Linked DNA regions of Homo sapiens: region 1 is linked to region 2. The links are chromatin loops, found by intact Hi-C in ENCODE. Cell type or tissue: Caco-2. All regions are shown on one strand. Links, peaks and the distances in the headings refer to the core of each region. The heading gives the core; the rest is flanking DNA.

Region 1 (11,052 bases), core at 1,389-9,388, 150 kb before region 2:
ATTTCCCTTAAGGTGACAATTCAGGAATCCACTGCTCAGTGTCAAGTACAGAATCTTATCTCTCTGCCTTTTTTTTCCAGGGATTTAAACAAGATTAAAAACAATCTTTGACCTTCGCTGTTATGTAAAGCCATCTGCTATTGCATCTATCTCCACTATATCTCCTGTCACATAAGACATTTCCACCTAAGGCTTTCTACTCAAATCACTAGATTTAAGTGTCTCCCACTCAAATACAACTTGCCATGAAAGTCATTCTCTACTTAAAGTAACTTTCAGGAAAACTGCTGCACTACCAGCATTAAGAATAGAAAATTTGTATTTGCAGCCATTTCCTGCAATATCAAATTATGCAAAAGTATATATGGATAGAAAAAAAGTAGAGAACGCTCATGATGTTTGGATATTTATTTCATTTTTAGTAGTTTCCTCACTCTACTTGAAAACATTTCTCTTAATCTGTTTAACTCAAATTACCAAAAAATCTGACTTTTATATTCTTTAATGAACTCATGATTTCGTCTTTATTGGCCATTTACATGAAACGTTAAACTTTAAATAATTAAAATGTACTTGAAATAAAGCTAGTGCCTTCAGAGGGGTTACATGCATATGTGTAGTCCACCCACTTTCGGTCCCTTTTTGAAGGACTCTTGGAGGGTTTGCAAGCTAAAGGCATTAACAAGTTGTCTGTGGTACAACGGCTTAATTTGAATTAAACTACAGTCGCATATGACAGAAGCCCTCCTTTCATCTTTTGTAGGGAGGTCGCCGAGCCCAGAGCGAGCGCCACGCTCCTTCTGGAACTAAACACGTTGGCCCAGCCGTCTGATGAGTCCTCCTCTTCACAACTCACACCTGGGTGGCCAAGGGTCACGCTTGACCTCGCGATGGCGCCGGCGCCTCTGCCCTCTTCCCGTTGGGAAGGCGGCAGATGGCGAGAGCGCACGGCGCGGGTGCCGCAGCTCCCCTCCACAGCGGGGTCGGGCGGTTTCCACAAAGACCAGTTACGCCTGAAACTCTCCCGTCCTCCTGCCGGCATCGCGGGTCTTCCCAGGTCCTCCTCTCCAGCAGGACTCCTGGACTGTCCACCTAAACGCGGCGAGACTCCCGCACCTCTGCCCCAACAAGACCCCAGAAACCCCTATTCCCAGGGAGCGCGAGGCTGTGAGCCCAGGGAGCGCGAGGCTGTGAGCCCAGGGAGGGCGAGGCTGTGAGTCCAGGGAGCCCGAGGCTGTGAGCCCAGGGAGCGCGAGGCTGTGAGCCCAGGGGTCGCCACGCCACAGGACGCTGCTCGCACTCTCACCTCCGGCTCCGCCTGGCCGCCGCCGCACTAGCCCAAGCGGCCGGGGTTCTTTCGCCGCGGCCAGCTCGCCACCAATAGCAACCCTGGCTCCAAGGAATGCACCAATGGGAGCGCTCGGAGTAACGCGGCTCAACCAATCACCGCCCTCTCGGCTCTGGAACCCCACCAGCAGTGTTATCACTACTCCCGTAACTCCGCCAAACGGTAGTTCTAGCCACTCCCGTCCTTCCCTCAGAGTCTAGACGTCAAATATACTTTTCCCTGAGTAGAGTCCTGCGGAATTGCGGCTTATGCTCGGCTCAGGAAGACATGCACGCGCGCTCACCTCCGCTGCGTTCTTCTGCTTAAGCTCATCCCTCAATGCCCAGCCAAGCTTTTCAAAAATTAGTGAAAACAAACGAGAATTATTTTTACCACGCAATTGACCTCTATGAACTATTCGAACCTTTGTCTCAGCTTAAAATGGAAAGATGGCCTGAGAAGGAAGAGGTCTGAAGAAGTCTTTCCTTAGCAAAAGCATGGAAAGCCTTTATTTACTGAAGCTGATGTGAGTTGGGGGCTAGAAGTGAACCAAGAGGAGAGTGTTCTGCAAAAAGATGCTAGTGTTATACAAGGCTATCAACCCTTATCTCCTTAGGTTGATATCTTCGAAATGAAAACACAAAGAGTTGCTAGAATTTAGGGTTTTTTAAAAATATATATATCGTTTGATAGCTCACTATGCGTCAGGTGTGATCTGAGCTGCTGGCCTGCGTTAACTCATTTGATGTTCACAACTATCCTATTGCTTATTTCGCCCTATTTTTACAAGTGAGGAAATTGAGGCAATAGAGAAACTGGCCCAAGATGCAAAGCTACTAAGTGACAGAGGCAGGACTAGAACCCAGGTCTGTCTGAGGTATTTAGGTTAACAAAACAGTTTAATGCCCAAACTAACTAGGTTCAAGCAATCTAGAGTCTTTCACTTCTAAAGAAAATGAATACACCTCCTATCTTTTAAAAAAAATTTTTGGTACAAAATATTCAGTTAGAATCCCAGAAACTTCCAGTGGCATTAGCATAACCCTCAAAGTTAGTTGTGGTCACCAAGATAAGAAGAGTTGAATGGTGGGTGGCAGGGAGAAGAGAGAAGGGGATAGGAAACAGAAAGAAATAATCTGAGAAACACTAATTCAACTGAGGCACTTAAAATAAACAATGTTATTGTTCCTGATTGTATATCACTGATATGACTTTGTCATTAAAATGAATAATGGCATTATGTATGATATTATGCACATACATGAACAAATACATGGGTTATTGAGGCAACCTATGGAGAATTACACATGACTTTTGATTAAGAGACACTTTGTTCAATTTTTTTGTATTGGAATCTATTTTAACAACGTCTAGAAGATATCAATTCACAAAGGGGAAACAGAATACTGGGTCCTTTGTTTTATTAAATTCTAAATGTATATCCTTTAACCAAACTAATTTTAGGTTTATTTTTTGAGATGGGGTCTCACTATGTTGCCCAGGCTGGAGTGCAGTAGTTATTCACAGACATGATCATAGCACACTGCAGCCTTGAATTCCTGGGCTTAAGCTAGCCTTCTGCCTCAGCCTCCTGAGTTGCTGAAACTACAGACATGAGCCACTGCCACCGGCTTATTTTTAATTTATTTTTATGAGCTATTTTCAGAAGTTACAGGAGTTGGTACTGAGCCAGAAAATGGGAGAAGGGGGCAATACTGTTATAGCTGATAAAATGTTTCCCATGTTTCAAATCTGGGCAGCCTTTGTCACTTTCCTTAAGAACTCATATGCTCTGATTTCAGAAAAGCTTTTCCAATATTCTTCTATAGTGGACGATTTGGTTTGAAGCAATAATTGCTTCTAAGGGCAGGACCACAATACTAAGCAGGCAGCAAGAAGCTCTGGGCTCTTGGAGGTGATTTAGCAGGCAGATGCTTTAATTCACTTCTAGTTCTGTGTGATGAACTGTGAACCTGGTGGGGCAAGCTGATGGTCCTCCTCCATGGAAAGGAAAGAGCTGCAAGTTGCATAAGAACCTGGCACAGTATAGGTCCTCAATAAATGGTAGTATCTTTGTCACCATATTTACATGTTGATAGTTTTTTTTTCTCTCTCTCTCTGTTAGCTTTCTTTTACAAAGTGAAACATTTTCTGGTCAGCTGACACTAAAAACCTATAATTCCTAGCATACATTTTCTCATAGAAGAAATCTTGCAGATCACCACCAATAGAAATCACATGCCCTCCCCTATCCATGCCCCCCTGCTGTGATGTGCCAGAAAATGTTCCTGCCAGCCACCGGCTGACTAAAGCAGTGTTGCCAACAGGAAGAAAGGTGAAGACTTGCAAATCATTCAGGATTCAGAAAATAATGGGCATTTTTAACTGAGTTAAATTATCAGAGTCACATCCAGACCCTTGGGTGACTCGCCAGAATCTTCAAACTGATCTCTGAAAAGTGCTGCAGACATGGGCCCTTCGGGTACCTGCCCTTAGCTAAGAGGTTGACTGATCCTCCACTTTCTACAGTGAAATCCTCCCCAGAGTGTATATGGGGAGGAAGATGGGTGCTTTCCAATTTTAGTCAACAAAATTATATTCTTTATGATATCTGCCCATTAGCTAGCATTTTTTTAAAACCAGTAAATATAGTCATTGCTTCTAATTTTGCTGTTCTAATTATGGGCACCCCAGTGTCCTTAAAGAGTATGCTTTCTTTTCTGTAAGATAGGACCAATACTGACAGCAGAAGACCATTGGAAGAAGTACATGGGAAAAAGAAACTTATGAGTAAAGCAAATAGATCAGCACTTCCAACAAAACAGACCCTCCTTTAGTATTTGTTGAATTAATAATAAAATATATGAATCATAAAAGACACTGAGCAAGTTTCCTTTCTTGCTTCCCAAGGAAAGTTCTGTCAAAATGGAGCACAACAAGAAATAGTGATTCTACAGTTCCATACTTTTTTTTTGACAATATGTGGGTTTTTTCTTCTTGAAGGTCATGAACTTCTTTCAGTAAACATGAAAACATTTAGCATGATTAACAATAGTTTTAGGAAACAATTGTTTTGCCTGATGTTTGGGAGCCTGTGAAATGCACATATTGAAAATGGTATATTTCCCTGTTATAATACAACACTGCTTAACATTATTTTATGAATACTCAAAGTATTCAAGTCTCCAATGATTTATTTTATTATGCAGTCTCCTCGCAAATTGTTTTCAAATTAAACTACTTCTTTAAAATATCTGCTGAAATCACTAAGTGAACAAAACTCTCGTTTGTATCTTTATTTTTCTTAAAGATTGCACAATCTGGAACCAAAACCAAAATACTATACCCACTGTACAGCAGTCATTATAAAACAACACACACCACATTTGTATTCTACCAAATAGAATATTTTCTTTAAAATTATATATTGCGTGCTCTTAGATTCATGCTTTAGATATTTTACATTTATCATTATTTTCTCATAAATAATTGCAACTTGACCAATTTGTACACCTGCTACCACTATATATTCAATGGGGCAAGGAGTAGTCTTTGACATGAGAACAGATAAAATGTAAACAAGTATATGGATGTCACATCTACCCAATTGTGACTAGTGTTTTGCCTATGCAATGAAATGCTAACGTGAAATACACACACAAAACGTCGTTTCAAAAGGCACAATTTCCTCCACAGAAAAGTACAACTTAAAAATACGTGGCAGTTAAAATCTGCGCCCTCGAAGGCGCTGTGACGTTCGCATTGATGTGATTCTGAACACCAAGAGCAGACCGCCTGGGCGGTTCAGGGTGAGCTCATCCAAGAAGTCCAGAGGCCCGGGGTGCGGAGGTACTGGTGGCACTCGAGCTCTCCAGGTGGCCAGATTTACGCCACCTCTGAACTGTTGCTCTGAGTTTCAGCACCAGATGTGGGACCTCTCACTGTTTCAAATCTGGCGCCCTCTCAAAAACAAAAACGGTTTTGTCCATTGGGTCCCTCTTCCCACCACCAGGAGTTCCTCTACTGCGAGAATAAACCCTCGACTCCTCTCTGTCCTCACCCCGCCCCTTCCCGGGAAGACTCGTTACAAGTCGCGCTCCCCGCCGCCCCCAACCTCGGGGTCGCTCTGGTCGTCTGTGAAGCAGACGTCCACGTCACTGTCGTCGCTCTTGGGATCCCCAGGCTCCGGGGGATAGCCGGGCTCGGCACCCGGGCCGTCGCCCGCTTTGGCGAGCAGACTCTGGCCAGGGTGGCGGGACTTGACATGTCGCTCCAGGTCCCGGCGGCGCACAAGTACCTTGCCGCAGAACTCGCAGCGGTAGGGCGTATTGCCCTCGGCGTGCAGCCGGATGTGCTTGTTGAGATTGCTGGGGTCGCCGAAGGGCCGCAGACAGACTTTGCACTTGAGTGGCTTGTAGCCCGTGTGCGTCCGCATGTGGATCTTGAGCCCATACTTGCGCGAGTACAGCTTGCCACAGTAGAGGCACAGGTGGCCGGTCTTGGGCTTACCTGCGCCGCTGCCTCCGCTGCCGCCGCCCCCGGTGCCTCCCGCCGCCGCGACGGCCGGTGGCAACGTCCCCGAGTCCAGGCGTCCGCGACCCTTCCCGGCAGCCATCTCGGACAGCTGCTGATTGTGCATGGCGATCTCTCGGTCGATGCTGGCCAGCGACCCCAGCTCGGCGGGGCTTAGGGCGGCCGCTGCAGGCCCGCTGAAGTAGGAGATGGACTCCGGATACTTCAGCAGCCCGCCGAAGTGCAATTTGAGCGGGTAATAAGCGGTGGTGGCCGGTGAGCCGTAGAGCAGCTCCCCGTTGTAGACTGTAAAGGCCGGCATGACGGCGGGCAGGTGGCTGCACTCACCACCCGGATAGGCTTTGAGACCGCCCGGGTCGAGGGGCGGCAGCGCGCAGCGCTCGAGGGGCAACCCCGGCGCAGGGGGCAGCTGCGCATAACGCGCTCCTGGCAGCGCGGCGGCTGCGGGCGGGGCGCGCTCCACGTGCTTGAAGGCGGACGCCTCTTCCGGGGGGACGGAGAGCAGAGGGAAGCCGCGCAGGGCCCCAGAGCAGGGCAGGCCAGGCGGCGGCGGCGGCGGCGGGTCCCCAGCGAGCAGGCACTTGGGATGGTGGTGGTGGTGCGCGTGGTGGTGATGGTGGTGACCCGCGCCGCCCGCCGCCGAGTTCTCCCCGCTCCCGGGGCGCCCGCACGCCCGGCCCCCGCCCAGCAGCCTGCCCAAAGCGAGGCCGGCTCCTTGCTTGCTGCTGCTCTCCTCCCGGTAGGGGTCGCCGTGAGCGGCCGCCGCCGCCCTCGCTAGGCCGGCGGGCTTGAAAGCTGAGCGCACGCCGGGGTAGAAAGCCAGGCTGCCGACCCCCGCCGAGGAGCCGCCCACGATGCCGAGGAAGTGCCCTTGTCCTCGGGCGGCTCCGCTCATGTCCAGGGCACGGTCCAGCTGCTCCTTGCCCTTCTTGGGCTGCCCCCACTTGCCTGGGGTCGGCGAGGTGGCCGAGGGCGCGGAAGAGGCCTCGCGCTTGATGCCCTCCCGCGCACCGCAGGCCTGAACTGGTGGCGGGCCCAGGGGGTGGGGTCGCAAAGTTCCTGCCTGGGAAGGCGCGGCGAAATCGGGCGCCGGGGGTTTTGGGGAGAGACCGAGGCCATCAGCCGCTGGGACGGCGCCTTGGCGAGCCGCGTGTTCGTGGTGCAGGAAGGCGCCGCCTCCACCGCCGCTGAACACGCAGTGGAAACGCAGGTGTGCCTTAAGGCTGTTGGGGTATCTAAACGTCCTCCAGCAGTACCAGCAGATGTAGCGCTCCTCCCCTGGGCAAGAAAGAATGGAAAAGCGACCCGGTGAGAGGCGAACAAGCGAGACATAAAGAAAGCGCCAGTGCACCCAAGGCAAAGCCCAAGTTTCGACTAGCGGTGTGGGGAGAGGGTGAAATATAAGTTCGGTAGCCCTACTGTATCGAGGACCCCGAAAAGCCCCAAATGGCCAATCCTTATCAGTGTCTCCATCCTCTGGGACTACTCGGAGGCCAAAAAAGGTGACGGGGCCTTTCCAACGAAGACTTCCTCCAGGCCATCCGAGCAAAATCTTCGTTGGAAGGGCAGCACTCAGGCAGGCTGGCCGTGTAAGAGCAAAGAGCAGCTGTTGCTTTAAATCAAGTGTTGAGGCTGTGCAGTGCCTGGGCCCATCTGTTGGCGTTTGCAGAATAGGTGGCGTATGTCAAGGAGTTTGGATAAGCTGAACAAAGACCAATCTAATGGTCGTGAGCGCCTCATTACCAGGCGAGACAATATCCTGTATGTATAGGCCATATGTAATCATTCCTTTTCACAGGACAATGTCTTTTGTGTCCCCTACCCACCCATTCCACCCCCTTCCAGCCTTAAACACTTTGCCTGAGGTTTTCCTGGAGCGTGACCAACTGAAGGACCACATAGGGACTATGATTTGCCATTCTTCAAAATTATTTGTATCTTTATTTCCTCTTTAACACCATTTAATTTGCTGGGAGAAAAGAAAAAATTCTTATGCCCTGATACTCTAAAAAGGGTGATGATAATCTAAGAAGGATGATGTTGCATTGTCTTGTCTTGTCTGCCACTTGGTAATTAATTAACTCCTAGATAGCTGCACAAATCCAAGCTTAGTAAAGTCTTTGGAGAAAATATATTAGTTTTTTATTATATGAATATATATAAATGATATAGATCGATAAATAAATATAGATACTCAGCTTTTAATAAGTGCAGAATTCTCTACCGGGCACTATATACGTGTTTGGTGTGAAATCTTTTTATGTGTTTAGTATTATTAGCATTAGTTTATTCATTTTGCCCGAGTTTGTGAACACAATCAAGAGACACATATATGAGACATTCTGATCACATACTAGAAGTTAATTTCCACTTAAAAGGGTCATATTACTGCTGTAGAGAGAAATGATCTTGCAGTTGGGTTTCTTTTAAAATGTGGTTGATTGATAATACTGAAGGGAAAGATGTCTGAGAAAGAAGTTAGTTGAACCGCAAGGAAATATCCAAAATATACATCAGTCTCATAAAATTTAACAGGAAAGTTAAATTCTCCCTCTGCATATATGAGCAGCTCAAACTTCTGAAATATTACTACAGAAATAACAATAGGGAAGAATTCCAGATCTTCTTCCCTTTATGTATATTAACTTCTGGGTTTGCATAACACAAGTAGCTCCCACCCCTACCCCATAAGACCTGTGAAAACTCAAGTGATAAGCACTGCATTCCAACTGAGTCCAAGGAGAGCAGAAAGAAAAATGGGAGAAGAGTATTTGCCTATGACACCCTACCCTAATCGTTTATAGAAGTCTTAGATAAAACCATTTCAATATTCTGTTACCTTGTACTGAACATTCATGTAAAATGAATCGTGAAAAAAAGAGAGAATAGACCTCCTGGGTTCTCTTGGTGGGTATGTTGTCTTAAATAACTTCCTTCTAACTTCAGAGCCTTTCTCTCTCTCATCACCCCTTTTGAAAGAGGGAGTTTTCAGAGTCTGCCGCAGAATGACTCAGCTCAATGCAAAGCCACATAAGCTTTTTTCTTAAAATGAGGGGGCAGTATTTTCCTCCATCTTACTATGAAATTGAAACCCACTGAAGTTAGCTAGTATTAGGAGGATAGCAGCCATCCCTATTTATTTCTTCCTCTTTCCAAGCTTTAAGCAGCATACGTTTAATATATACTTTTTTTCAGTTATCCTAACTGACATATTCTCCAGACTCTGAGATCCAAATCATGCCAAGAGTATCAAATACATTTAACAAGTGACTGCCTCCTCTTCATGTAACTCTAAGGTGGTCAAGAGTTCAAACTTCTCCAAGCTGGGGAAGTCAGGGTTCAAAATCACCCATGCCTTCTCACCTCCAGAAAAAAAAAATGTTTATTTTGACATCTGTTACCATATGATGTTTATAAGCTCAATTGGCTGAAAGGAAAACACAAGGACCGCTATTCCAGTTGCTTTTGTACTATTTGGGACTACCTAAGAAAGGGTGTTCTCTGTAGAAATGGCTGGCTTCTAAAGGTTAGTGGCCCGCCAAATTCTATAGTGGCAGATTTGAGAGTTCTCCACTATGTGGCTTTTATTATACTTCTCTTTTTACTGGAAGAAGTTGACAAGAGAATGTAATATAATGTGATGCAAGGAACAAACTATTTTAGGATAATTTGAATACTATACCTACAAAATAAACAGAATTAACTTACAGAGGACGATGATACTTTAAAGTGATTCATTGTTTTGAATAAACTTCATTCTGTGTTATTCATGAAGTGTTTCCTAATTCACATACTTGTATTGATTTCTCTAAACCTATTTCTAAAGGGATGAGATTGAGCAGGCAATTCAGGAAGACAGCATGTTAGAATATTTCACAGCATTCATTATTTTGATGTTAAATGTGTCTTTAGGAGAAATTACAGACAATTGTCAAAGAAAAAAAGCCATGGAAGCTTTGTGTGTGAAAAGGAAGTCTCCAAAACCTCAACTATTCTAGCACCTCCTAGACTTCTTTCCACAGGAAGTGTTCTTCAGTGTTCAAGGGTAGGTTTAAAAATGTTTTTCTGTTTAGTTACTGCACCTTAATTTGCATAAATCCGCTCTTGGCTTTGAAGGGATCAAATAAATCTGAGAAGAAACTGGGATACATCCCAGATTCAACTTAAGTAGGCAAGGGGAAATGAATAAATGCCACTTAAATGGAAGGGTCTCAGTACCTGCCAACTGACCAGCTGTAAGTACCGTAATACTTCTAAAATGCTGTAGAAATGCACTGCTCTCCTGGAAAGCCAGTGGAGAAGAAATGTCCATGGACTTTGTAAAAGCATTCCAGGTTTGAGTTATACTCTGTGGAACTCATGATGTAATTACTGTAACAACAACTTAAGGCTCCTTTTTTATTTTTTATTTTTATTTATTTATTTTGAGACAGGGTCTCACTTGTCACCCAGGCTGGCATGCAGTGGTAACATTACGGCTCACTGGAACCTTGACCTCCTGGGCTCAAGTGATCCTCTTGCCTCAGCATCCTGAGTAGCTAAGACTACAGGCATGTACCGCCGCACCTGGCTAATTATTTTTTTGTTGTAGAGACAGAGGTCTCACTATGTTGCCCAGGCTGGTCTCGAACTCCTAGCCTCAAGTGATCCTCCTACCTCGGCCTCCCAAAGTGCTGGGATTACAGGTGTGAGCTACCGCGCCTAATTTTTTTTATTTTAATTGAGTAAATAATGGTCTGTTTGAATATGCAACAGAAAAAGGATGGCCCCATTAAGTTCATAGAGCCTACTTTTTCCCCTGCCATTGTGAGCCAGATTGCTACTATCACTGTTATCGTTTATGGTTGATTTTAAGGAGGTAGTGGCGACCTCTCTCCTCTTTGCCTTGAAATACAGGGAATGTGAATTCCATTTTACATAGATCGAGCTATGTCTAGGGACTCGCTTCAAGACAGGAGGAGGAGGGCTGGACTTTTGCCCATCCACGCTTTTGGAATGGGTACCTTTCTCGTCGTGAGTCGGAGTCGCTGTGGTGGGGATGTCGAACCACTGAGCCAAGGAGTTAGAATACCACACTGTCAGCTCCTCCCCTGGCTGGACGTCTCGCAATGCTCGGTAGAAGATCTGGGACGCAAGGAATAGAACAGTTCAATGTCATTTCCTGGGTAATCGGTCAAAAAGCAACTGAGAAG
Region 2 (11,052 bases), core at 2,058-10,057:
TTGACTTTCTTATTAAGCTAATTGAATTCAGCTTTTAGAGGTGTCATTCCTTTTCTGCCACCTCTCTACTTTTACATATTTGATCATAAACCCTACCACTTTCTATTTAGATTTATGTCCCTATCTGTCAGCTTTCTTAGATTGTGATCTCTTTGAGGAATGGTACTATGTATTGTCTCTGTCCTGTGTGCCTTGCACATAGTAGATGTTCTGTGAATTTGTGTGTGTGTGTGTGTGTGTGTGTTTTGTTTTTTTTGTTTTTTTTTTGAGACAGGGTCTCACTCTGTCATCCAGGCTGGAGTGCAGTGGCATGATCTCAGCTCACTGCAGCCTCTGCCTCCCAGGTTCAAGTGATTCTCCTGCCTCAGCCTCCCGAGTAGCTGGGATTACAGGGTGTGCCACCATTCCCAGCTAATTTTTGTACTTTTAGTAGAAATGGGGTTTCACCATGTTGACTAGGCTTGCTTATTTATTTAGACAGTGTCTTGCTCTGTTGCTTAGGCTGCAGTGCAGTGTTGTGATCTCGGCTCACTGCAACCTCCAACCTCCTGGGTTCAAGTGATTCTCCTGCCTCAGCCTCCTGAATAGCTGGGATTACAGACACATATCACCAAGCCTGGCTAATTTTTTTTTTTTGTATTTTTAGTAGAGACAGGGTTTTACCACTTTGGCCAGGCTTGTTTCGAACTCCGGACCTCAAGTAATCTGCCTGCCTCGGCCTCCCAAAGTGCTGGGATCACAGGCATGAGCTGCCACTCCGGGCTCCCTGTGAATGTTTTTTGAATGAGTTGTATGTGCTTAACCTTAAACGCAACTTTTTTTTGAGAATTTGAATTGGGAAGAAATCAAAATAATTATTCTTATATGTTATACTAGCTAGTTTCTTTGTGATTTGCAATTATTTTGAATATGTTGTATTTGAATAAACTAATAAACCGACAGGATAATACTGTGTTGTTTTACCTACATTGTGTCTAAAAAAGAAAAAAAAAAAGAGATTTATAATTAGTTAACCATTGAGGATATTAGCGTAGTCCCCTAGCTAGTATTTGATCACATTTTCTTAGAGCTAGGAACTGATACTTAGAGTTGAGCTTCAAACTCAAGTCTTTCTGACTCCCAAACTAATGATCTTTCTAATTCTATAAAATACTGCTGATTGAAGTTTAAATGCTTGGACATCTGTAGTCAGTAGAAATAATGATTTTAAGTCTGCTATTTAAAATGTAACCACAATTATTTTACTATTTGTAAAAGTATTAAATTGGATTCAATAATTATGGTATATTGCTCTTCTTGTTGAGGGGTAGATGCATGTTGGCACGGTGGGAACAGGTTGCTTTTTGTATTGTGAACAATAAATGGGCCTACAGATGATATGAGTTACTTTAAGATTAATTCAGATTTATCAATTGCTAGAATTATTTTTTTCCCCATGATTTGCAGGAATACGTTTACTATGTGGTGGTCATGTATCATTAAATGGAATTAAAAATTATGTAAGTGGGCTGGGCATGGTGGCTCATTCCTGTAATCCCAGCAGTTTGGGAGGCTGAGGTGGGCAGATCGCCTGAGGTCAGGAGTTCGAGACCAGCTTGGCCAACATGGTGAAACCCCGTGTCTACTAAAAATACAAAAATTAGCCAAGCATGGTGATGCGTGTCTGTAATCCTGGCTACTCAGGAGACTGAGGCAGGAGAGTTGCTTGAACTCGAGGTGGAGGTTGCAGTGAGCTGTGATCGCGGCACTGCACTCTAGACTGGGTGAGGGAGTGAGACACGTTCTCAAAAAAAAAAAAAATTAGTAAGTGAAGTTAAAAGTCATGTGAATGGATTAAAATTATGTCTTGGGGTTTTTTTTCTGTTGATATTATAAAAAAAGTAAAATATATCCCTGTCACTTTTTTCTGTTTTACCTCTATAATTTGATAGCAGTCTTTGTTATAATTAAATTATTGTTTAGTCGTAATGGTGCATTGGGATGCACAGTATCTTAGGCAGCCCAGCAGGACACATTGGTTTTGAAAGCTCTTATCTTTCTTGCACTATTTGAAGGCTTTAAATGGTGCAGTAAAATTAAAATGTCAAGTCTGTGGATCTATTCAATTTCATAAGCGAGGACAGTCCTGACGGTCAGCTACAGTATCAGGGCAGGAGCTGCATTGTCTGGCCTGGGAACTCCACAGCTGTTAATCATGCTGTTGTTGTAGGGTGTCACTGCCATGTGTTTCTTGATTGAAGGAAGGCTACAGTGTTATGTCTGCCACCAGAATCTTTTAGTAATGATGAAAAACTACTGACCTCCTTTCATATGGTTTCATTAAAGTCTTTTCTGAACTACAACATTGAGGAATATACTCTTGCTGAATATAGTACTTAAAGGATCATTTGTGCAGAAATTGTAAATTTTTCATGTACAAAATCAAATTTCCTAGAAGTAGTTCTTTTATAAGGCAGTCTTTTTAATTTATACATTTATGCTTCTTTGTTTTTTCCTTTTAATTTGCACAGTCACTAAATTAATGATACTATATTTTTATTATCTTCAAGATTTATTACTGTAATATATTTTTGGTTAGAATTATTTTAAAGACAGAATATCTCAGCTAAAACTGTACATTATTTTCATTCTTGTTTTTAAAGTATAAGGTGGAGATCTGAAATAGTTGAACCTTGATACTGCTAATTGATTAAGTGCTACAGTTATTAACAGCTCCCTGACCAAAGTATGTATCTTTCTTTTAACCTAAATTGTTCAAAGCACAACTCTTAACAATGAGGAATTGTATATGGACGTAAACTCATTTATTTTCCTCAACTTGATGAATTACCTATTAATTGACTTTTAAACAGTTTGGAGTAGAGAATATAAATTCACGGTTAGGATCAAAATTAAAAAGCAAAAGTCTAATATTTAAAAGTTAATAATGTAAACAATTTCATTTTACTCTTTTTAGAGTGTAATCACAGCTTTTTAGCTTTTTTCCTGCTGCTTGAATTGGTAACTTCTTAGCTTCTTTTGAGTGATATGACATTTCAGGATATATAGCAAAGTTTCATTAAATCATATCAAAAATCATGTCTGAATTAGTAAAATGTTTAAATTGTAGGATAAATTTACAGACTGAGTTGAGTTAGAAGTATTTCTCTTGAGTTGTTTGAAATGTTATGATTATCTGAAATATTTGCGAGTGAACATTGGTATTTATTGGAATTTTTCATTTAAGTTCATTAAATATTTCTCCTGCATGGAATTTACACAATTCCAATTTGCTTACTTTAGTTCAATAAATTCTTTTTTCAAGGTGTAAAAGCCAACTTTAGCTTAGACAATGTCTGAATTATATCAACTTTCAAATTTATTGAGTCTGAATTGGAGATTATTTCAGTATTTAATAGCTTCTGGGAGACATTTTATTGTTTGATTTCTTTATAGTATATAAGTGTATTTCAGGACTTGTGTCACACGGTATGAATTGCTTTATGTTTGCTTTTATCCCCTACTTTGTAAAATATTTAAGTGTTTTGAATCTTGTATTAATTTTCAAAATATGCTTGAGGACAGTGAACAGTTATAGGAAATATAATGTGTTAATCACAGGCCAGTTAGTAATAAGTGAAACTCGGTTTCACAATTGTTGGAGGAGGATGTGTTAAAAAACATATATCATACACAGAAGAAACATAAATCATACACAGCAGAACAATTCTGGGGGTCATGAGTGTCTTCTGCTTATCCAGGCAGCAGGGCATGGAGCGAGAATAAGAATGTGATCACCTCCTTCTCCATATAATATTGTGTTCTTAGATTAAAAGCATGTTATAATGGCAGAAGGGGATGTTGGTGTTGACAATATTTCTGATTCATAAGTCTCATTGCTCCAATCTGGGTTCTTTACCTCTCATATCTGATGTATAGGTGTCACTCTGGAATTCCTCCTAACCATGCTCCTGGGAGATCCCTTTGCCTCTCTTGTGTTTTGACTTTGCCATTGTTTATATCCCGTGTTCTTGTCTTTCTTCCTTTATGCTCTTTTTTTCCTTATTCAAAAGGTGGCATATACCATATATATAACTTGTACTTTGTCTTTTTTCACTTAATATATCATAGTGATCTTTTCCAATTAAAAGATAGGAAGGACCAGGCACCACCTGTAATCCCAGCACTTTGGGAGTTTGAGACCAGCCTGGGCAACATAGGAAGAGCCTGTCTCTACAAAACGAACAAACAAACAACAAAAAACAGGTGTGGCAGCTCATGCCTGTAATTCCAGCACTTTGGGAGGCTGAGGCAGGTGGCTTGCTTGAGCTCAGAAGCTCAAGGCCAGCCTGGGCAATATGGCAAAACCCCATCTCTACAAAAAAATTTTTAAAAATTAGCCAGGTGTCATGGTGTGTGCCTATAGTCCCAGGTACTTGGGAGGCTGAGGCAGTAGGATCACTTGAACCCAGAGAAGTCAAAGCTGCAGTGGGCAGTGATTACACCACTGCACTCCAGCCTGGGCAACAAAACAAGACTCTCAAAAAAAAAAAAAATATATATATATATATTATATATATATTAATTATATATATATTTTTTGGAAAGATAATTAAACTTTTCCCTCATCCTACTGTCATAATCTGAATTAGGAAGACAAAATTCATCCACTAATTAGGGGCATAGTTAATGTTAAAAGGTCACTTACTAAGTTTTATTCTTGGAGTATGTAGTTTTATTCTGAAACTTTTCTGTGAGATTGGATCTTTCCTAAAACATACACAAGAGATGTAGAAATAGTTAATATAAACCTTGTCATTTACTGAGAGCTGCTGAAAACATAATCATTATTGACAACTAAGTTCAAGTAAAACCATAATTAAAATTTGGGGGATTCTTCTTGCTATGGACATTAATTGATAAATTTGGACTTTAGTTATATGTGTATATAAATGAGGTAGTCCACATAGCATAGAGATTATAGTAACCAGCTTGATAGCTTCTTAATATAGAAAGGTCTTCATAGACAATAAATTTCATATGGTCTATTTTCTTTTTTGGTCCTAATTAAGAAGTGTCATTTTAGAGAGAGGGAGAAGGAAGAAAGAGGGCAAATTAATTTATGCTAAGCAACAGGACTAGGCTGCTTGCTTTTTGTACACTGATAAAAATACATTAAATCCAAGAGAGAACCTAAATGTAAAAATTCTGACTCTTACTTGGGAAAATTTGACATTAGAGCAATCTATTCATGGAATTTGAGACCTGGAAGAAATTACATTTTTTAAAAAATTTGGTCATTTTATTTTCAAACTAGGGAACTGAAATCCACAGTGTACCTTGCTGTTTGAAAGTACTTTTATTAGGAGGATGAGGCCTGAGTTAACTATTATTAGACCAGAATCTATTAACTTTGTTTTACAGCGAATACAAGCTAGCATTCTAAAAGCATTTAACAACCCAACTACTAAAACTGCTGATGATGAAACTAGAAAAAAAGTCAAAGGTATGTTGACTCTTTGTTAAAACTTTTTTCTTTAAGAAAATATTAAAATTTTATTTTAGTTGGAAAAAGAACTGAACATTATGTGAACTAATCCACCAAAGTAGTGGCTTTAAAAGGAGGACGTAGTTGCTGCAGTGTCTGAAAAATACTTTAGTGGAACATAGAAAATGCTAGAATGTATTCATGTGAATTTATAAGAATAAAGCTATACCAAGTATACAGATTGACACCGATACCTTTATGTGAGGTCTTCTAAGGGAAACTTGAAAGGTTGTTGAAAGTAGCAACCACACTTGGAAGTTCATATGTATCATATTGTATCATTTGACATGTGTTTGGATCAATGGATTTATGGATATTTTTTAGATGTAACTAGACAAAATGTTTAAGTGCTCCAAAGACTCCTGCAAATAAACCGTTTATTGAAGAGAGTGCTGGTAAGTCAAGTGTAAGTGCACTTTGCCTACTCCTAGTGTTTGCTATTCATCCATAAAAATATGAGCCCCAAATGATGATTACCTAATCAAAGTTGGTTATTTATCATTATCAATACTATATAGGGTTTATATACCTTGCCCTAAATGTATATTCTGCATTGAGATACTAACTAATGTTAGCATGAAGTGATTTTTAGAAGACATTTAAAAATATTATTTGTATTTTTTTCTAACTTTTGTTTTTGTGGTTTTATAATGTATGTACTACAGGTCTATAATTTGCAAACATACACACATTGTTACTGTGCACTTTATTGTAATTAAGGGTTCAAGATTTTTAAAAAACGTAGCTGCTCAAATATGCCTTGTTCTTTTGTGTTGAGATAGTGCCATCTCGTGGATGTTTAGAATAACAGCCCCGTTTTTCTTCCCCCTCTTTCCAGTTTTGTACTATTTCCAATCCCTTTTAGTTTTTCTAGAAGAAATATCTTTATTATTATAGTATTTCTAAATACAATTTTAATTAATGTTTACTGATATATTCACATGTTTTCTGTCATTCAGTGCTCTAATATTTTAAATGATTTTGAATATTGTTTGTATGAAACTTGAAGATAGAGGCTCAAAAAAGAAGTTTGAAAGAGGGGTGAATAGGTTTGTTAATATACTTTTTCCTCCCATGGTTTATGATGGAAAGTTTCAAATTTTTATTAAAGTAGAGAGAATAGCATAATGCAGCCCTTTATATCTGTCACCCAACTTAAACTGCGTTCATGGTTTATGTTTAATCCATTTTCTCCCAACCTCAGGTTATTTTAAACTAAGTCATTGGCATTTTTTTAATTTATAAATATTTCCTGAGCAGAATAATTTTAACTTTTAAAAATATAACCATGTTCTTGAGTTCTTAATTACCTATGTTAATTCCTTACACTTGCCTTTTACGACTGTTATTTTCATAGCCGTGATCCTGGCATCCGTAGTCCTGATAGCATAATCTCCTTTTCCATTCTTCTGGGTACTTATTGGTTAGACATGAGGTTTTATAAGTTTTAATGGGAGTGGTTGAGGTGTGGTACGAATAGTGGTTGTTTTGTTTTACCTCTTAAGAATAGTTCATTATTTCTTGGAGACTAAAGTAGTTGATAGTCGTAAATCTGCTACAAAATTGTAAAGGAGAAAGACTTTAGAATGTTGTATGTATAGTAAAATGTATTATTAAATGTAGTACAGAATATCTTATTCAGATTACTTTTGAATAACCAGAAGATAGCCTATTATACTGCTAGATGGATGGTTGACATGTTTTTTGCATTAAAAAGTATGATTTTTACAGCATATGGAAAAGAAGGTGTGAAAATGAACTTCATAGATCGGATCTTTATTGGTGAATTAACTAGCACGGTCATGTGTGAAGAATGTGCAAATGTAGGTACTTTAGAATTCAATTCAGCATGGAATGGATTACAATCACATCATTTTTATTATATTTTCTTTCACATATAATCATTGGCAGTCATTTTTAAAATTTGACAGATGATTACATAATGATTCTTGAAAGTCTTTTTATACGCTACACTCCTAGAAAGTAAATGTGATAATTTATATATTTTTAAAAGTAAATGTATTTTTGTGTTATTTTTCCTCATGACACACCTATGAGGCAGTTTTAGCCTATCTTAATATACTGAAATTCATTAGCTATCTGTTTGAAGTGAGAGAAAAACTTCTGTGAAGAGAGTAACTGTGCTACGTTGCAGTGCCCTAAAATGTAATTCCAGGCTGGGTGCAGTGGCTCATGCCTATAATCCCAGTACTTTGGGAGGCCAAGGCCGGCGGATCACTTGAGGTCAGGAATTCAAGACTAGCCTGGCCAACATGGTGAAACCCCATCTCTACTAAAAAAATACAAAACAATTAGCCAGGCATGGTGGTGGGTGCCTATAGTCCCAATGACTCGGGAGGCTGAGGCAGGAGAATCACTTGAACCCAGCAGGCAGGGTTGCAGTGAGCCGAGATCGCACTACTGCACTATAGCCTGGGTGACAGAGCGAGACTCAGTTTCAAAAAAAAAAAACTAATTCCAATAGAAATAACTTAATGTATTAACATAATTTAGGGTGGTTATATCACCTTTGATTTAAAGTTTATATGACGTATTAAAGATTTTTGTGTAGACTTCACTCACTTTGAACTTAATAATTTTTATTTTGAATGCCATCTTTAACAACTTAAAGCATGTATGAATTTTTTGTAGATTTTCAATTGCTTGGCAAGGAATATTTCTGTAAGTGTATGACTTAGAGTATGATAGGTTTAAATTTCTGTTAGATTTTAATAGTAAAAGGAGCCTTTATTCATTTTCCTGTCCCAGATTATGAGTATTTTTCTGTGTTCTCTAGCCTTAAAGAAGCAGGATTATAAAATATATCTCATTCTAGCCTGTCACATTGAAACACAGAATGCATGACCATGATTATTTAAGTTTCTAGACTATTCAACACAGAAGTTGTTTTCTCTCTCACAAGATAGAGAGTATCTTTTAAAACAAAATTATCTTAAAGAATCTATAAAACACAGCCAAGCTCTCTGCTTTTTTTCATGGCTTTTTCTTAACATTTCATAGTTTACTTATGTTACAGCCCTAAGCTAACCAAAAATGTCTAGTCTCTTTAGTTAATCTGTTTTATTAAACAGTTTTTTTAAGTTATTTTAAATATTACAGGCCAGTCATATTGACAGTAATATAAAATTCAATTGGATCACCATTCACTGATGTTTGAGAATATCTTGTTTTGATTAACAATGTGCTGCAATACCCAATTAAATTGCTATTTTTTTCAGGAACAGTTTTTAACGTAAAATTTTAGGTTGCCCGGGAAGTTTGATTTCTTTGTACTTTACAAAACTGTATGTTTATATTAGAATTCTAACTGAAGTTTTCAATGTGTTTTCCTTTTAAGATCTCCACGGTGAAAGATCCATTCATTGATATTTCACTTCCTATAATAGAAGAAAGGGTAAGGAGAAGAAAACTAATGATGAAGCTTTGGTGAAGAACATTTAATCATTTATTTAAACATTTGTTGAGTATATTACCAGATATCTGAGAGTCATTATTTTTTATATATAATTGAGTTTGTATTCATAATTGAGTCTGATTTGGGGGTTTGTGTAAGTATGCATAAAGTATGATGGTTTTTATTCTCAAGGAATTTAAACTCTTAAACACTTTTTATTTTGATAATTTGTTAATTTTTTGTATTTCAAGTCAGTCAAAAATTTTAAGATGAGGACATCCAGAATTTATTTACTAAAGAGGTTTTGGTTTCTGTATGTGGCATTTACATAGGTTTCAAAACCTTTACTTTGGGGAAGAATGAATAAATATAGAAGTTTACGGGAGACAGATCATGATCGATACAGTGGCAATGTTACTATAGAAAATATTCATCAACCTAGAGCTGCCAAGAAGCATTCTTCATCTAAAGATAAGGTAAGACCATAAGCATCTGTTAGACGTCTGTTTTTTAACAGTTTATTAACAAAAGTTTCAAGCACATCTAAAAGTAGAGAACATAGTGTAATAAACTCTCATGTACCCATTTTTTGGCTTCATAATTATCAACTTGGCTACTTGTATACTAACTATATATATCCCACATCCTCCCCTTCCTCCCATCCCAGACTATTTTTGGATAATCCCAGATTATTTTTGAAATAAATCCCAAATATATCATATACTTCAATGTGTATCTCTACAAGAGAGTTTTTGTTTGTTTGTTTGTTTTTTAAGACGGAGTTTTGCTCTTGTTGCCTAGGCTGGAGTGCAATGGTGCAATCTCAGCTAACTGCAGCCTCCGCCTCCTGGGTTCAAGCGATTCTCCTGCCTCAGCCTCCTGAGTAGCTGGGATTACAGGCATGTGCCACCACGCCTGGCTAATTTTGTATTTTTAATAGAGACGGGGTTTCACCATGTTGGTCAGGCTGGTCTCGAACTCCTGACCTCAGGTGATCTGCCCGCCTCGGCCTCCCAAAGCGCTGGGATTACAGGAGTGAGCCACTGCGCCCAGCACTAACCGAGGGATACTCTTAAAAACCAAAAACCACAGTACCATTATCATATCAAAAATATTAATTCATTATAAATAAATAAGGATTCAGTCATTATTTAAATTTCTGCAGTTGTCTCATAAGTACTTAGTTTTTTATTTTGCTTTCTAAAGTTTGGATTTTAGGATTTAAAAGAGGTCTATGGATTGCAGTGCCTCTTTTTTTTTTTTTTTTTTTTTTTTTTTTGAGATGGAGTCTCGCTCTGTTGCCCAGGTGGCGCGATCTTGGCTCACTGCAACCTCTGCCTCCTGGGTTCAAGCGATTCTCCTGCCTCAGCCTCCTGAGTAGCTGGGAGTACAGGCGCATGTCACCACACCCGGCTAATTTTTGTATTTTTAGTAGAGACCAGGTTTCACCATGTTGGTCAGGCTGGTCTCGAAATCCTGACCTCATGATCCACCCGCCTCAGCCTCCCAATGATTGCCATGTCTCTTAAATCTCTTTTCATCTACAGATTCCCTCTCCCTCTTTTTCCTCCTTTGCAGTTTATTTGCTGAAGAAATCAGGTCCTTTTTTTCAGCAGCATGGTGTTAACAGATTCCTCTGTCACCTTTATTTCTCCTCTGAGACATTTAGATCTAGAGGCCTAGTTAGGTTCAGATTTAATTACTTATTTAATTTTTAGCAAGAAAACTTTTAGGTGGTGGCATGTATACTTCCATCAGCTAGATGCACATAATGTTTTATGTCTCTCTATGATATTACCAGTCACTGATAACCATTGTCTAGATCTATTATTTTACTAGGGACATACCTGGTTGTTGAATTATCCCATGAAAATGGAAAATTATTCCATGAAATGGTGATCATTGTAACCATTGTCTAGACCTATTATTTCACTAGGGACATACCTGGCTGTTGTATTATCCCATGAAAATGGAAAGAAATCAATCTGAACTTATACTTCAGCAAAAAAAACTTTTTTATATGAAATGATTTGTATTAATTTGGCAAATTAATATTAAATTTAACTTACTCTATTAATTAATTAATTAATTAATTATTGAGACAGAGTCT

Evidence for each region. A loop is a pair of places that touch in the nucleus more often than their neighbours do. Peaks named below come from ENCODE experiments on the same cell type or tissue, not always from the same donor. Only the 100,000 strongest peaks of a DNase experiment are listed, where the experiment ranks them.
Region 1: it touches region 2 in a loop (6-fold over the local background); 10 of 110 quality-filtered maps call a loop at or near these places.

What each region holds. Positions count from the first base shown.
Region 1 is chr6:99,609,119-99,620,170 of GRCh38, reverse strand. It overlaps PRDM13 (PR/SET domain 13), which reads right to left. Exons shown (of 4, transcript NM_021620.4): 3 at 10,864-10,984; 4 at 4,609-7,138. The coding sequence ends at 5,412. Among named protein-coding and RNA genes, the nearest start is that of PRDM13, 7.8 kb to the right of the region's middle. RefSeq lists silencers at 5,604-5,653, 6,364-6,583 and an enhancer at 5,649-6,197. In Caco-2, for the core only: a CTCF peak has its summit at 5,330; no DNase peak of the experiment used is centred there; H3K4me3 peaks cover 1,418 bases; H3K27me3 peaks cover 115 bases.
Region 2 is chr6:99,462,970-99,474,021 of GRCh38, reverse strand. USP45 (ubiquitin specific peptidase 45) reads left to right here. Exons shown (of 18, transcript NM_001346022.3): 10 at 5,404-5,485; 11 at 7,259-7,350; 12 at 8,886-8,942; 13 at 9,275-9,418. Among named protein-coding and RNA genes, the nearest start is that of PNISR, 43 kb to the right of the region's middle. In Caco-2, for the core only: a CTCF peak has its summit at 6,302 (motif pointing left); no DNase peak of the experiment used is centred there.